Regions from separate parts of the Homo sapiens genome. Here region 1 is linked to region 2. A link is a loop called in an ENCODE intact Hi-C map of the cell type or tissue named here. Cell type or tissue: GM12878. All regions are shown on one strand. Each heading gives the region's core, and the rest is flanking DNA. Links, peaks and the distances in the headings are about the cores only.

Region 1 (8,289 bases), core at 1,760-6,759, 370 kb before region 2:
AGTTCTCTGATATAAAGTAACACAAATACATGAAAATATATTGCAATTTTAAAGAAAGCCCACTTACTCTGGATTGGAAGGAAAAGCTTGCCTAAGGAAGCTACTTTTGAGCTAAGAACTGATGAATAAATGTATTTCAGCTAAGGAGCTGGCCAACGTAAGGGGCCAGGGGAGACGCATAAGAGACAGCTCCAGGCAGAGGGAGAACAGCATGTGCAAGGATCCTGTCCTGGGGTACATGAAAAGTTCTCTTAAATAGATAAGTCTAATGTTGCTGGAGTGGGTGTGGAGAGCAACAGGGAAGTGTTGGAAAGTATATCAGATTGATAGCCACAAGAATGCTGTATAACAAATCATCTCAAAACTCAGTGGTTTGTAACAATAAGCATTTATTTTGCTTATGAGTCTGGGAGTCAGTTATTTAGGACAAGCACAACTGGGCAATTTTTCCTGTTGGTTTGGCTTATTCACATGTCTGGGAACCAGCTGGCTGATGGTTGATCTAGGTTGGCTTTGGCTGGAACACCTGGGCAGCTTGGCTCTGTTCTGTATGTCTCATCCTTCAGCAGCCTAGCCAGGGCATGTTCCCCTCACCATCCCAGAGGAGCAAGAGCAAAACCAAATACATGCAAGCACTTTCTAGACATCTGTTAGTATCACAACCACTAAAATTCTATTAGCCAAAGCAAGTCACATGGCCAAACTCTAAATCAAGATACCCCAAATATACTCTACCTCTTTGTAGGAGTTGCTTAAAACCCCATGGCAAAAAAGCAAGGATACAGGAAAGGATGAAGAATTGGGCCGTTAATGCAATCTATCTAATAATAGAGAAGTGGGCAGGGGCCAGGCCATTTTAGTCGCTGCAGGCTGTACCAAAGTTGCCAAGGCTCACACAATGGCCCATTTTCAAGTCGAGGGTAGAAATCTGTCTCGTCTGTCTCCTGAGCCCTGCCCTAGAAAACAACCCATCCCACCAGTAGCATCAGTTTCCTTTTTTAACTACAGGCTGCAGTTGTATTCCACATAACCCACATCTTGAGACATCTGTAAGTGGTGTGCTCATGATTCACAGTTTCTATTTCCCTTCTCATGCTGCTAGACTTTGTATTTAATGTACATTTTGTATTCCTGTGAGAAACTCAACGTGATTTATACTCTATGCATTAACTAAGCTGTCAACTACTCCTTTGATATAGTTACACATCACAATAGATGGTGGAGAACTCTATAATAGAAAAGTATAATTACCATTTATAGGTGCAGCCCAAAAAGGCACCAAAAGACTCTTGAGTGATTTTTTTTTTTTTCCGGCATCTCAGAACAAGCCTAAGATTGAACAGTTGGACCCAAGAATCCAGACTTCTGGTCTAGTCTCTATTATAGTCACTCTATTATCTGTTTTATAAGAAAATTTTGTGCATGGTTGCTATTTCTATCTGGACGTAGGACACTTACTTGTTTCATCTGCCTTATCCAAATGTCAGCAATCCAAGAAGACGATGACGTTGTTTTCCCAATAAACGAGAGAGAGACAGGGAAAAAAGTTCAGTCCTCAAAGCATATTCCTCCAGTGGGAGAAGAATCAGTAACACGATGTTTCCATTAAGGAATAGGAGTAACAGGATCTTAGGAATACCATACTGTTGTTGTTCATCTAAATATATTGCAAGAAAAAACTCATTACAAGAATCTCACTCCAATTTCAGGTACTTTTATGGAAAAAAAAGGAAGTTATATGCACATAAAACAAGAAACAGGAAATTCAAATGAGAATATAACTGGTATCCAAGAGAACGTCGCCCACCAAAATCTGAGTAAGTGTGCCATCAGCATTTTTTTATGTTAAAGATTTACTTTGCTAAGATACTTGCTGAGATTACTTTTCCAAATTAATGAATATCATCACAAAATTATTTTTTTACATTTGGGTTCAGCTGCATGCTAATGGAAATGGAAAATGGAAGGGCATGGCTTATAGCTGTTCATTCACCAAAAATATTTTAGAATTGTGTCCAGGTAGGTAATGTATGCAAGAAGTGTTCTTGTTTAATAAAGGCATTTGAAGAGTTATGAGGATGAAGGGTATGTATAATCGATAACTATGTTCAGATTGCCAAGAGCTTTGGCTCCTTAAATGGGTGGGGAATGAGCCATTGGTCCTTTCCCTTTGGATAGCTTCTGTCACATCACTTGTTAATCCTCCTTATTGTTCAGCACCTCCATCAGAGTTCAGAACGTTCTATATAACAGCCTCTCTTCATTCATGACTCCTGTACCATATTAGCCATCCATGAGAGAAGGCCTCTCAGATTATTCCACTCCAGTTGGAAAAACTTTGCTTCTCTATTTATAATCTGTTTATAAAACAAAATTAAGAAACTGGTTCCAGAATGTTATATCCGTTAGAATGCATTTGGCTCCAAGTCATAGAATATTCTTATAAGAGCTAATTAAACATAAATACTGTATTATCTCACATAACAGGAATCTGAAAATAGGGCGGTTCTAGGGTTGGTTCTTCAGGGGCTCAGTAATGTTCTTGTTAACTTCTCTTATTCCCTTGGTTTTGCCCTCATGATCCAATGTGGTTGCCACAGTACCAACCATCACATCTTCAGACAACAACATCCAAAATCAGGAAGGGGCAGTTTCTTGTCTTCTGACCTTTCCTAAAAGCAAATAATACTTTTCAAGAAGAGTTCTAGCAAAATTTCTCCTTTTTTCTCATTGTCCTTTTCACAAGAATTGTCATATGCCTGCTCCTACCTCAGTCATCAACAAGCAGAATGTAATTACCTTGATTCTCAGACTATTGCATTTTTAGTATCTGTGGTGTATCTTTCTCCTTTTCTCTTGCTGTTATTGTTTATTTATGCCTATTCTTAAAAAATTAGTCTTGCTACAGCCTTTTCTGTTTCTCAGAGAACCAAGCTGTGGTCACGTTCATTCGCCCCAGTGTATTATAGTTTTCTATTTTATGTATTTCTTGATTATGTTTGTTATTTTTTCTTCTGATTATTTTGAGTTACTCTTTCTAAATTCTTTGTCTAGATCTTTAAATACTTAACTCATTTATATTTAGTCTTTCTTGATATTGAATAGATCCATTTAAACTTACCTGTAAATATTTTATCTGCATCTCACTAATTTTGCAGTTTCAGCTGTCTTTTCATTGGTGTTCTATCCTAAATACTTTGTAATTCTCTCACTGTTATTTTCCTTTGGATTATGTTATTTAGGAGTGAATGTTCTAGAGTTCTAAATATATGATCTTTTATCTATCTTTTAATTTTTAATTTCTGGTTTAATTTCATTACAGTGAGATAACATAGTCGCTATGATATTGAAACTTTGAGATGTGTTGACATTTGATTATGATACAGTTAATTACTGTAAATGGCATCTTTGTACTTGAAAAGAACATAGAGGTACAAATTTTATTATAGTTCATTACATCAAACATGTTCATTCTGTTTTCAAATCTTTTCTACTATTATTAAGTTAATAAACTTAATAGAGTTGTGTTAAAAGTTCCCAGTTTCAATATGATTGTGTGTGTGTGTGTGTGTGTGTAGAGAGAGAGAGAATGCTGTTAGATGTGCATAAATTAATTATTATTATATATCTTAGGAAGTTATTTTTGTATCATTAGTAGTATTCTTCTTTAACCCTGTAATAATTTGGATTTAGGTTCTGTTTTATCTGATGTTATATTAGAACCCTAGATATTTGGGGATTACAATTTTACTGGCATATATTTTTTAGTTCCTTTCTTTTAATCTTTCTGCATTTTGTTGTAGTTTTTTAAGAAACATATAGCTGGACTCTGTGCACTTTACTCATTTAAAAAATCTATATCTTTTAAAAAATAAACTTAATTTCTTTATGTTTGTTGTGATTATTGGTTTATTTGTATTTCTTTCTACAATTTTTTGTTTCTTCTGTTTATCATTCATTTTTGTTTCTTATTGCTCCTTTTCAGTTGAAAAAGATATACACATACAAACATATGGTATTACTGGACTGTAAGCTGTTGCTGTAATGAGATAAGACTGGTGGGAACTTTGAGAGGGGTAAATACATGTTGCATCTGGGAGGAATGTAAATCATTGGGGATTCAAAGGACAGACTGTGGTTGGCAGATTCTAAGATGGCCCCTAAAATTCCCACCTTCTTGTATAATCTTCCCTGGAGTGTGGGCAGGACTGGTGCATATGATGGGACAGCACTCCAGTGCTTAGGTTACATTGTGCAGCCAAGGGGAAGGGATTTTGAAGATGCGATTTAAGTCTCTAATCAGTTAACTTAATGAAGAGGGAAGTTATCCTGGTTGGGCCTGATCTAATTATGGGAGCCCTTCAAATGAAGGTTTAGAGATCAGAAACAGGAGTCTGAGAGATTCTCCTGCTGACCTCAAAGAAACAGTCATTTTGTGAACTGCCTATAGAGGGAGTCAGGTGACAACGACGTGGAAATACCTCCTGGGAGCTGAGAGCAGCGTCTCGCCAACACTTGCAGGAATTCTGGGATTCCAGGCCTACAGCTGCAAGGACCTGAATTCAGCCAACAACCTTAGGAAGCTTGGAAGTAGATTTTTCCCTAAGAGAGCCTTCACTTGAGGACACAGCTAGGCCTACCCTTTGATTGCAGCCTGGTGAGACACTGAACAGAGAAGACCCAGCCAGCCTGTGCCCATACTCCTGACCCACAGAAACTCTGAGATAATGTATGTATTTTTATAAGTAGCTAAATTTGTGATAATTTGTTGTACAGATGTAGAAAACAAATACAGAAAGCATATATTGTATTGTTTACTTTTAGTGGCAACCCTGAATTTTTTTCACCTACCTATTTAACTATAAATATTTTAAACAAATCTATTTTTAATCATTTCTATCCTCCTACTTATCACAATTTAATTAACCAAATTGCTCCCTTTCCCCATCTTGTTTTTTTTCTCTAAACACAGTGTTGTTTAACACACACCCAAAATAGTCAATACTTCATTAAATTTGCTGACATATTTCATCAGTTTCTTTACTCATCATTATTTCTTTTCTCCCAAGTCTATGTGTTGTAATCTATTATGTTCATGGTTTTACTCATTTTTGTCTTTAAATACCTGAAACATTTATTTTAAAGCCATTGTCAGTTTCCTTTATAAAATAGATTTTTTCAGGAATAAATTCTGCTGCAGATGAATCAGTATTTAATTTACTTTTGTTTATTGTTCTTATTTTCTTTTCTCTCCTTCCCTCTTTTCCCTCCTCTTGCTCCCTCTTTCAGTTGTCTACATTCAGCAGCTGGACCCTGAGTCCTTATAATGTCACCTTGAGGTTCCTGCTCCACTGGGATATCAGTATAAATCACTGTGAGTTTTTCACAGGAATGCAAAATGTACATTCAATAAAAGTGTAGCGGTATGGGAAGGGAAATAGAAACTGAATTATGAACACGGCACTTACAGGCGCCTTAAGATGGGAGTGTGTGGAAAACAACTGCAGCCTGTAGTTGAAAAAGGAAAATGGTGCTGCCAATGGGATGGAAAAGTTTCTCCCCAGACACTGGATCCCTGTCACTCCTGATTCCAGTTGCCTCGCTTGTGTGCCTTTCCTTTGGTCCTTGTTGACACATAGAAGCCTAGCTCTTGGTAGCCACTGCCTATTTCGGAAACAGAGTCCAACAGGCCTCCATTTTCAGCTCCTTTTATGACTTTGTATTTCTGTTCAGTTTTTGGTTCCAGATAGATTTATCTTATTTTTTAGCCTCCACATATGTTATTACTTTTCTCTTTTAAGGTTCTGCCTACCCTTATTATTTGCTTAGAGGAGAGGATGTGCACCAGTGTTTGAATCTAAGGTGCCAATGTCTTGCCCAGAAGTCTCCTAGACATTTTATATACATTATCTCATTTAATCCTCCTTGCTATTCTTTGAGCTAGGCATTACAATTACCACTTTACCATGAAGAAACTGAGGCTCAATGATGTTAACCAGCTTTCCTAAGATCACACAGAGATCGAAAACCCAGAATTAGAACATAAATGTTTATGATTCCAGAGCATAAGATCCAGATTTCTGAATCTTATCAGGAAGGAGATATTGAAGACACCAATAAGAAGAGAGTGAAAAACTGATAGAAGAACATCTTGGGTCAGGCGCAGTGGCTCATGCCTGTAATCCCAGCACTATGGGAGGCCAAGGCGGGTGGATCACCTGAGATCAAGAGTTCGAGACCAGCCTGGCCAACATGGCGAAACCCCATCTCTACTAAAAATACAAAAATTAGCCAGGCGTGGTGGCATATGCCTGTAATCTCAGCTACCCAGGTGGCTGAGGCAGGAGAATCCCTGGAACCCGGGAGGCAGAGGAGGCAGAGGCTGCAGTGAGCCGAGATCGCACCACTGCACTTCAGCCTGGGTGACATAGCAAGACTCCATCTCAAAAAAAAAAAAAAAGAACAACATCTTGGAGGCTATGATGAGAAGAGTGTCCCAGCCTGGGCAACGTGGCAAAACCCCATCTTTACTAAAAATACAAAAAAATAGCTGGGTATGATGGTGAGCACCTGTGGTCCCAGCTACTCGGGAGGCTGAGGTGGGAGGATCACTTGAGTCAGGAGGTCAAGGCTGCAGTGAGCCGAGATTGCACCACTGCACTCCAGCCTGGAGGACAGAGTAAGAACCTGTCTCAAATACATAGATACATACGTACATACATACATACATACATACATACGTAAAGTGTCTGTGAGGTGAAGGGCCATAGCCTAAAGGAAAGATGTATCTTTTTTATAGACAGAAGAGGTGGAAGAGAGAACAGGTAATAGTACAGAGATATCCTGAGGAAGAACAAACATTGGCCAGGAAACAGGTCAATATGTAAATTGTCGAATTAGAAGTTGAAACATTCCACTCAGACAGGGCGGGGCCAGAAATATGAGAGGTGAAAAACAATCACTGTGAGAGATTTGACAAGGAATCTTGAAAGAGAATTATTAATCTAATTCAACTTGGTAAGTTAAACGAATCTGAAAAACCCAATGTGGAAATTTGGACTCAGGAAACGTCATTTTTCTACTGTTCCTTCTCTCTAATGCTTCGAGCAGGTAGGTGGGGGCAGTTTTTGCCAGGTTAGACACTATTGCTGTGGTTTTATTTGTCTACATTGCAACCATTGTCAAATAATTATATGTTACGTATCTACAATTACACATTTCCTTCTATCCTTGGTTTCCTATATTGCCTAATAATATTTGCCAGAGCTGGGGTGACTACATACCTTAGTTTGACTTGGATGGCCTTAGTTCACATCTTTTGCCCCCATGTAACTATTAATGGCACCCTCTGTTATTCTGAAGTGTCCCGATATGTATGTCAAATTATATGGTCACCCTAATAATAGCTAGTTAATCATGTTTCTCTTCTGGATCTGTACATGCCTAATCTTATTTCACGTTCGCATCTACCCTATGAGGTAAATTATATTACTGCCCCCATTATTCAATGTATTATTTCAGTCATTCAATATTTATTAATTGACTACCATATTCAAGGCAGTGTGTTAAATGTTGGTGATAAAATATTAGCTCAGTAGATAAGGTCCTTACCCTTATGTGGCTTGCAACTGAGTAGTAATAAAGAAACAGATTTCGAGAAGTTGTTGCTTGATCAAGATCACATCGTTTGTGAGAACACAAGGTTTTAACCCAGTTCAGAATGACATCAAAGCCTAAGTTTTAACCACAACTTCTTTTGTATTTCTGGTAATGATAAATATTTTTAATTACACATTGTTGGATGCTCTAGGTAGCTATATTAGCCATATAAATACTGAAAATATCAACATGTATCAAATTTTAACAGCTGATTAAAATATCTCATATAATAATGTGTTATAGTAAAAATATTTGCTAGCAAATTTTTATTCAATATACATTCCCATTTAATCTAATCATCATTGTATTAAAAGATTAAGAAGGACTAAACCAAAAAGGTCCACATTAAAAAGACTGCATCTGGTATGACGACTACTGGCCAAAGGCATTAGAGATCTTTGTACAGGAGTTTTGTCAACAATGATTTTTTTTCTTCTCTAAAAACAAGTGCATCTGATTTTCTATAGCAGAGAACATGCAAAGGTAGCCCTTTATGGTCTTGTCATTTTACAAAATTGCCCCTTTAAAAATGATAAAAATTACAATATTCAGAATATCCACCAACAACTTAAAAATGTTATTGATTGGACTGAATACAGAAACAAGTAAAAAGTAAAACTGTCCCTTTGA
Region 2 (8,289 bases), core at 1,116-6,115:
GGTCCTCTGTGCTGTATGTTCTCCCACTTTGTTAACAGCACTATTAAAGTTTACATAAGTGTACTTTGTTTATTATTTAAAGGTAGTTTGTTTGTTTTCCTTTTAAATATCCATTTCACAGCGTAGAGTTATACTTCTTGGTTCACAACACAATATTATCTTTGGTCCATATGCCCCATCTCTTTTGCTACATATGTACTGTTGCCTTCAATCCCCATTCTTTACTTCCATCCTCTTCCAACTTCAAATACAACCATTATAATGGGTTTGATGTGGATCCTGTGTTTCTGTTCTTGTAAAATATGTATTAATGTATTGAATATGTGTTGATTATGTGCTCTTATGGTTTATATAATGGTATCATGCTATGGATCTCAATTTGTTTCTAACTTTTTCACTTGGTACCATGTATTTAAGTAAGGTCTATGCATGCTGCTTTGAACGCATGTAGTCAATTCTTTATATTCTTTACATTTCTATCAACTAGCTCACTGTTTGATATGTTATGTATCAATAAATGCTTACATAATTAATTGCATAAATGAATATATTGAATGGGAATGGATGTAGTGAACAGAATAATGGCTGCCCAAAGAAGGTCACACTCTAATCCCCAGAACCTGTGACTATGTTATCTCACATGGCAAATGAGACTTTGAAGATGTGATTAAATTAAGGATTTCAAGATGTAGGGGTTATCCAAGTGGGCTCATTGTGATCACATGGTCCTTATAAGAAGAGATGTGATCACAGAAGCAGAGGCTGAGTGACATGCTTTGAAGATGAAATAAGAGGTCATGAGACAAGGAATGTAGGCAGCCTCTAAATGCTAGAAAAGGCAAGGGAATGGATTCTGCCCTAGATCTTGCGTGAGGAAGGCAGTCCTGCCGCCATCATGGTTTTGGACTTCTAACATCCAATACTGTAGGATAATTTGTGCTGTATTAAACCACTAAGATTGTGGTAATTTGTTACAGCAGCAAAAGGAAAGTAGTACAATGGATAAACAGTAAACTCTTATGCAGTAATTCATCCATCATAGTAGTACTGTATTACTGCATGAAGAGTCATTCATTCATTGTACTATTACAATGGATGAATTACTGCATGAAGAGTTTACTGAGCTTTCCAATAGTTGAACGCTAAGTTTCATGGCCTCAGTTTTACTTCTCTCTGCTCTCTCCTCCAGGTCTCTCCATCAAATGTTTAATACTAATAAAAATGGAGAGAATCTTAACATTTAAAAGAACTCAAATAAATAATACTTTAAACAGAAAATTGCAAGGTAAACAATCACCCCAAATCTATCTGTAAAGTATGTATTTTTGTTGCAGGAGGGGCTCCCTGGGTCATCTTGTGAGAAGAGTGAGATTCAACATGGGAGGGAATTGCAAAATGTCCTGAATACCAGGAAGTATGGTTGCGTGTGAGTCATATTTGGAGATAAGCCACCTTACTGGCTGTAAGACTTAAAGATGGCAGGTTAATATAATAGAGACTTTAAGCCTTAGTCATAATTGTGGCTGAATGCTGTATATATATATCTGGAAACAAAATTATAACACTAAGTAGATTAGTTGTGACACAGGGCCAAAGAAGCATCTTAAGAACAGATGTTTTACATGTTGTTCTCTTGCATACCCAGTTTAATCCCTAAGAAAGAATTATATTCACTTAATTACAGTAGATTTGAGCGACTCGGTTTACCATAATCCATGGAGAAGAACCAGCCTTTAACTGATCTTGTGCCAATTCAAATATATGGCTGCTTTCTCCAATGTTTCTCAAGACCTCTTTGTTAGAGAACACATAGCTCTAACTTGTGTCTATGTCTGCACAATACATACGTACCTGGTTTTCTGGGGTATCAGAGTGAAAATCACTCTTTAGGAGGTAGATTCCCGTAACTGTGAAGAGGCACACACTCTGGAATCAGACTACCCAAGTTCAAATCTCACTGAAACACTTTCTAGCTATGACGCAGAGGAAGCTAATAATTTCTTCATGCCTCAGGTTTCCCAGCTTTAAAATTGGGCTAAAAGAGCATTAACCTTACAGAACTATTATGAGGAGTAAAGGAGATAATCTATGCAAATATATGCAGAGTGTTTAGCTCAGCCACTGGTACAGAGAAAGTACTCAGTAAATATTAGTTATTACTACTTGTGGTAGTACTTGAATAGTAAAATGAAAATTCCATTTAATTTTTCAGCTTATTATATAGCAATTAATTTGTTGTTCTTCATGGTAAATTAACCAGTTTACAGATTAATCACAGTTAAGCTGGAGCAGGAACCCAAGATGCAGCTGTCTTCTCAGCTCAATGTGGTGGCATAGGCTCATCATCACTGGTGATTCCTAACCTTTCTAAAGTATGGAAGAAAAGGAACCAAACCACTCATAGGCGCTCTGAATTCAAATGTCTGTGACACTGAAAACATATCTTAGCCTATCATACTGTTAGTTGTAACTAACACATACTGTTACTTGTAACAAACAACCCCACACTTTCAGCAGCTTATATCAACAAAATTTTGTTTTTCACTCATGCTTATATCCAAGTCAGATCAGCAGGGGGCTCTACTCTTTGCAGTAACTGAGAGGCCAGACTGAGAGAGCAGCCATCTTGGCAAATGTGCTTGGTCACCATGCCAGAAAAAAAGGAAACGTGGTAAATTGTGCATTGGATCTTAATGTTTCCACCTGGAGAAACACGCATCACTTCCAGTCCCATTTCATTGGCCATAACAAGTCATGTGACCATCTAAAGTGGAAGTATAATAGGAAGTCCTATTCTACCATTCCCGGAAGGAGAAAAGCTAGAAACATCTGGGAATCAGCACCAATCACAGACATATTATAAGAGGACTGTGCTAGACACTCTTAGTGATGCAGAGATAAAGAAAACCTTGTGACCGTGCAGGTAAGTAGACACTCCGTAGCATATTCACATATGACTAAGACAAACCAGCACTTTCTAAGATTGGTTTACTTTGGCCACATGGGAAAATAAACCAAAACAATTTATTGCAGGGATTCTCCCCAAGGGTGATTTTTGTCCCTCAGGGAATATTTGGGAATCTCTAGAGACATTTTTGGTTGTCTCCTTTTGGGGTGTGAATGTTGATACTGGCACCTAGTGGATAGAGGCTAGGATGGCTATACCTCAGCAAAGAATTATCTGGCCCCAAATGTCAATAGTTAAGAACTCTGGGCTCTTATAATTTTCACGCTTTTCTCACACACATGCCTTAATCTATTGAAATGAAAATTATGCCTTCGAAATGTCTATAGTTGAGACTATATACACCAATACTCATGAAGTCCCACTGTGCTCTATCACTGCACATTTTATGTCCAGGCATATGGACTTCTATTCAGAAGTGCAGATTTAGTATATTCATTTTGAGCTCCAAATGAAAGAGTTGACTATATTTTCAAAAATATCTTGTAATTCAAACTTAAAACACTGCCCTTCAAAACAGTACCATAAATATATCCTCCAACTTGATGAAAGCAGCAGTCTGTCCCATTGGAAAAACAACACGGCATGACATAATCGGACACTGACCATTGACGATAAGCTTCATGTGAGAGCTATTGTGAGATCTTTTTTACAAGAGCACATTTTTCTAAGAGCAGTCCCTGCCACGATAGGAGCAGTCAGGAAAAGATCTACTGTAAGTGACCAAGGAAAGGGGTGTGTTTAAGCTCAGTGGTTCTAATTGAGTTTGTGAGACAGGCTTTGTCAAACACAGTTGAATGCAGAGGCGAAAGGCATGTGGAAGGAATTTTTTATACTTAACGGTGGGGAACTATTAGTAAACTACACTGAGGAATCTTTGATCTTTCAGCATCAAATTGTGTTAGAATTTAGGTTTAATGTTATTTCCCAGAGGGTAAGTTTTGTTTCCTAGTCTGAGCCTCAAGCCTTGCAGAAGAACTGACTCCGGAACTGACTACCTGGCAAAAGGATATTTGTGGGTTGTTAATTTGTGAATCAGAAGGCAAACCCTGGCCCAGCAGTATGTTAATCCCGATGGCTGAGAGGGAGCCAATATGATCACAAGAATGCACACAGCTTGGGGTCTTAGAAACAGCTTAAGAAAGCTTCAACTATGTTTGGAATGTACCGAATCAATAAATTGCTAATTTTTCCACCTGTGTGTTAGCCTACTTACTCTTCAGGGAGTTGAGGCTTGTAGTGCAAATACAATCCAAACACTTTATTAATTGCTCAGGCTAAAACAGGTCAAAGGAGCATGCCTAAGCTCAGTTTGAAATTCTTTTACTTACAAGGTTCCTGCAGTCACAGGGGAAATTTAATTGCTGTGCAAATTCTTCGTCAAAAAATTGGTCCCTTTTGTATCTGTCCTTGGTGAATACCAGCCATTTCTTCCTTTCACCCTCTAGGCCCTGTTTATTAGGTAAATGCCTTTGTTCTAAAAGAATACAAGCTAAAGGCCGGGTGCGGTGGCTCACGCCTGTAATCCCAGCACTTTGGGAGGCCGAGGCGGGTGGATCATGAGGTCAGGAGATCGAGACCATCCTGACTAACAAGGTGAAACCCCGTCTCTACTAAAAATACAAAAAATTAGCCGGGCGCGGTGGCGGGCGCCTGTAGTCCCAGCTACTCGGGAGGCTGAGGCAGGAGAATGGCGTGAACCCGGGAAGCAGAGCTTGCAGTGAGCCGAGATTGCGCCACTGCAGTCCGCAGTCCGGCCTGGGCGACAGAGCGAGACTCCGTCTCAAAAAAAAAAAAAAAAAAGGAATACAAGCTAAAGTGAAGGGCCATGATTTCTACTACTTATTGTCAAGTGGTATGGCACTAATAATAAGTATAAAAGTACATATGCAGAAAATAATATAGCAAACGTGGTAAAATGTCAACCTTTTGGTAAATTAAAGACTTTGTGGGAATTCACTGTACTCTTGCAGGTTTAAACATTTTCAAAAGAAAAAGTAAAGAAACAAAAGTAGTAGAAAGGAGGTTCTACTAAGCTTGAACTGTTGCAATGAGATGACAATAAAAATTATTTTGTTTTTTCCTTAAAGAAAATATGGCAGAACTATGAATGTTTGGTTTTTTGTTTGTTTTGAGACAGGGTCTTACTCTGTTGCCCACGCTGGAGTGCAATGGTGAGAGCACAGTTCACTGCAGCCTCAACCTTCTAGGCTCAACTGATCCTCCCACCCCAGCCTCCCAAGTAGCTGGGATTAGAGACATGTGCCACCATGCCCAGATAATTTTTAAATCATTTGTAGACACAGGGTCTCACTATGTTGCCCAGGCTGGCCTCGAACTACTGGGTTCAAGCAATGCTGGACCCTCGGCCTCCCAAAGTGCTGGGATTACAGGTGTGAGTCACCCCACCTGGCCAGAGTGAGTGTTTGGATATGATGGAAAGCAGTACAAGTTGAGTATTCCTTATCACAAATGCTTGGGACCCATGTATCTGACTTTGAAATGTTTTGGATTTTAGAAAACTTGAACATATATAATGAGATATCTTGGGGATGTGACCCAAGTCTAAACACAGAATTCATTTATGTTTCACATATACCTTATATACATAAGCTGAAGATAATTTCATATAATACTTTTAATAATTTTGTTCGTGAAACAAAGGTACAACTGTGTGTTTGACTGCAACTTGGAACATGACTTCAGATGTGGAATTTTTTTTTTTTTTACTTTTTTTTAATTATACTTTAAGTTTTGGGATACATGTGCAGAACGTGCAGGTTTGTTACATAGATATACACATGCCATGGTGGTTTGCTGCACCCATCAACCCGTCATCTACGTTAGGTATTTCTCCTAATGCTATCCCTTCCCTAGCTCCCCACACCTCAACAGATATGGAACTTTCTACTTGTGGCATCATGTTGGCACTCAAAAAATTTGGTATTTTGAAGGATTTCAGACTAAGGATGCTCAACTGTATTGAGATCTTTGTTAATGAATAGAAGTTGATGCTGCTGCTCTCCTGGGTATTTTTCCAATAGTGATGATAGATGATTCCAGATTTTGCCACACAGTGTCAACTGGTTTCTCTCCTTAACGGAAAAAAAAAAAGGCATATGGATGAAGGTGAAAATAAAGGTAGGCTTTTTTTTCTTTTTGGAGACGGAGTCTCACTCTGTCATTCAGACTGGATGGAGAGGGTGGAGTGGCACAATCTCGGCTCACCACAACCTCCGCCTCCTGGGTTCAAGTAATTCTCCTGCCTCAGCCTCAGCCTCAGCCTCAGCCTTCTGAGTAGCTGGGACTATAGGTGTGCACCACCACACCCGGCTAATTTTTGTATTTTTAGTAGAGACAAGGTTTCACCATGTTGGTCAGGCTGGTCTCGAACTCCTGACCTTGTGATCTACCCGCCTCAGCCTTCCAAAGTGCTGGGATTACAGGCATGAGCCACCATGCCCGGCAAAGGTATGCTTTTTTATGATGATTTAGTCTGAAATGACTTTGATTTATCAGCACCAGGCCCTAGGCTGCCTGGCTCACTCGCTATACATTATGCTGAGAGAAAAAGTGCTGAATTAGCACTTGGGTGCATATGAGGCCTAACACTTCGTTGTACCAGATTGCACCCTTGGTGACTTCCTTGTTGATTGCTACTGTGTACTGAATTGTATCTCTCCCAAATTCATATGTTGAAACCCTAAACCCCCATGTAATATTTGGGGATGGGCCTTTGGGAGATAGTTAGGTTTGCATGAGGTCATAAAGGTGAGGCCCTTATTGTCGGATTGGTACCCTCATAAGAAGAGATATCAAGGCAAATTAAAACCAAAATGAGGTATAACATACTGCTGGGCCAGGGTTTGCCTTTTGATTCACAAGTTAACAACCCACAAATATCCTTTTGCCAGGCATCATAGCTGACATTCTGGAGTCAGTTGTTCCACAAGGCTTGAGGCTCAGACTAGGAAACAAAACTTGCCATCTGGGATATAACTTTATAGCTAAATTCCACATTTTTTCACTGGACTAGCTTCATACCTTTTAGGATATCTATTAGCAAAAAGACAAAATATAGTGTTGGCGAGGATATGGAGAAAAGGGAAACTTGCACACTGTCAGTAGGAATGTAAATTTGTACAACCATTATGGAAAACAGTATGGCAGTTCCTCAAAAAATTAAAAATAGAACTACCATATGACCCATCAGTCTCACTACTGTGTATATATCCTAAGGAATTGAAATCAGTACGTCAAACAGATATCTGCACTTCCATGTTTATTGCAACGCTATTCACAATTGCCAAGATACGGAATCAACCTATGTGTCCGTCAACAGATGAGTGGATTAAAAAAAAAAAATGCAGTATACTCTCACTGCTTCAGTGGACTAATCTGAAAAAAAAAGAAAGAAAAATGTGGTATATATACGCAATGGAAACTATTCAGCCATAGAAAAGGAGGAAATCCTGTCATTTTCAACAACATGGATGAACCTGGAAAACATTTAGTGAAATAAGCCAGACACAGAAAGACAAATATCACATGTTCTCACTCAAATGTGAATCTAAAAATGTTGATCTCATAGACATAGCAGACTGGTAGTCATCAGGGACTGGGGTATTTGGGTGGGGCAGGGTAAGAAGATGTTGCTCAAAGGATACAAAGTTTCAGTTACGCAGGAGGAATAAGTTCAAGAAATCTATTACACAACATGTTGACTATGGCTAATAATATACTGCATTCTTGAAAAATGCTAAGAGAGTGAATATAAAGTGTTCTCACCACAAAAATGATAACTTCGAGGTACGGCATATGTTAATTGGCCACATTTAGTTCTTTCACAATGTATGTATACTTCAAAACATCATGTTGTACACAGTAAATACGTACAATTTTACCTGTCAATGTAAACAATAAAATTAATAAAATAAAATACTGTAAAATAACCCCCACCCCCAATAAGAGATACTAGACAGCTCTCCCTCCCTCCTTTTCTCTTTTTCTCCCTCCTTCTCTTCCTTTCTCTCTTTCCTTGCCATAGGAGGACACAGCAAGAAAGGAACTGTCTACAAGCCATGGAGAGAGCTCTCAACAGAACCCGACAGTGCTGACACCTTAGATCTTTGTTAATGAATGCATTAACATTCATTAAAATCCATTAATCTTGGATCTCTAGCCTCTGGGATTGTGAGAAAATACATTTCTGTTGTTTAAGCCACTCAGTATACAGTATTTTGTCATGGCAGCCCAAGAGGCCTGAAACAATTGTCAAACATTTTGTTACGAGGGAGAGCTGATAGGAACTACAGGAGAGAAGT

The links. A loop is a pair of places that touch in the nucleus more often than their neighbours do. Peaks named below come from ENCODE experiments on the same cell type or tissue, not always from the same donor. Only the 100,000 strongest peaks of a DNase experiment are listed, where the experiment ranks them.
Region 1: it touches region 2 in a loop (7-fold over the local background); 4 of 110 quality-filtered maps call a loop at or near these places.

Annotation. Positions count from the first base shown.
Region 1 is chr3:67,354,189-67,362,477 of GRCh38, reverse strand. It overlaps a transcript of SUCLG2 not described here. Among named protein-coding and RNA genes, the nearest start is that of MIR4272, 130 kb to the right of the region's middle. In GM12878, for the core only: a CTCF peak has its summit at 4,452; no DNase peak of the experiment used is centred there.
Region 2 is chr3:66,984,860-66,993,148 of GRCh38, reverse strand. No RefSeq gene overlaps it. Among named protein-coding and RNA genes, the nearest start is that of KBTBD8, 9.3 kb to the left of the region's middle. RefSeq lists enhancers at 2,884-2,943, 2,949-3,698, 3,699-4,448, 4,449-5,198. In GM12878, for the core only: CTCF peaks have their summits at 2,598 (motif pointing right) and 3,138 (motif pointing left); a DNase peak (open chromatin) is centred at 2,778; H3K4me3 peaks cover 665 bases; H3K27ac peaks cover 481 bases.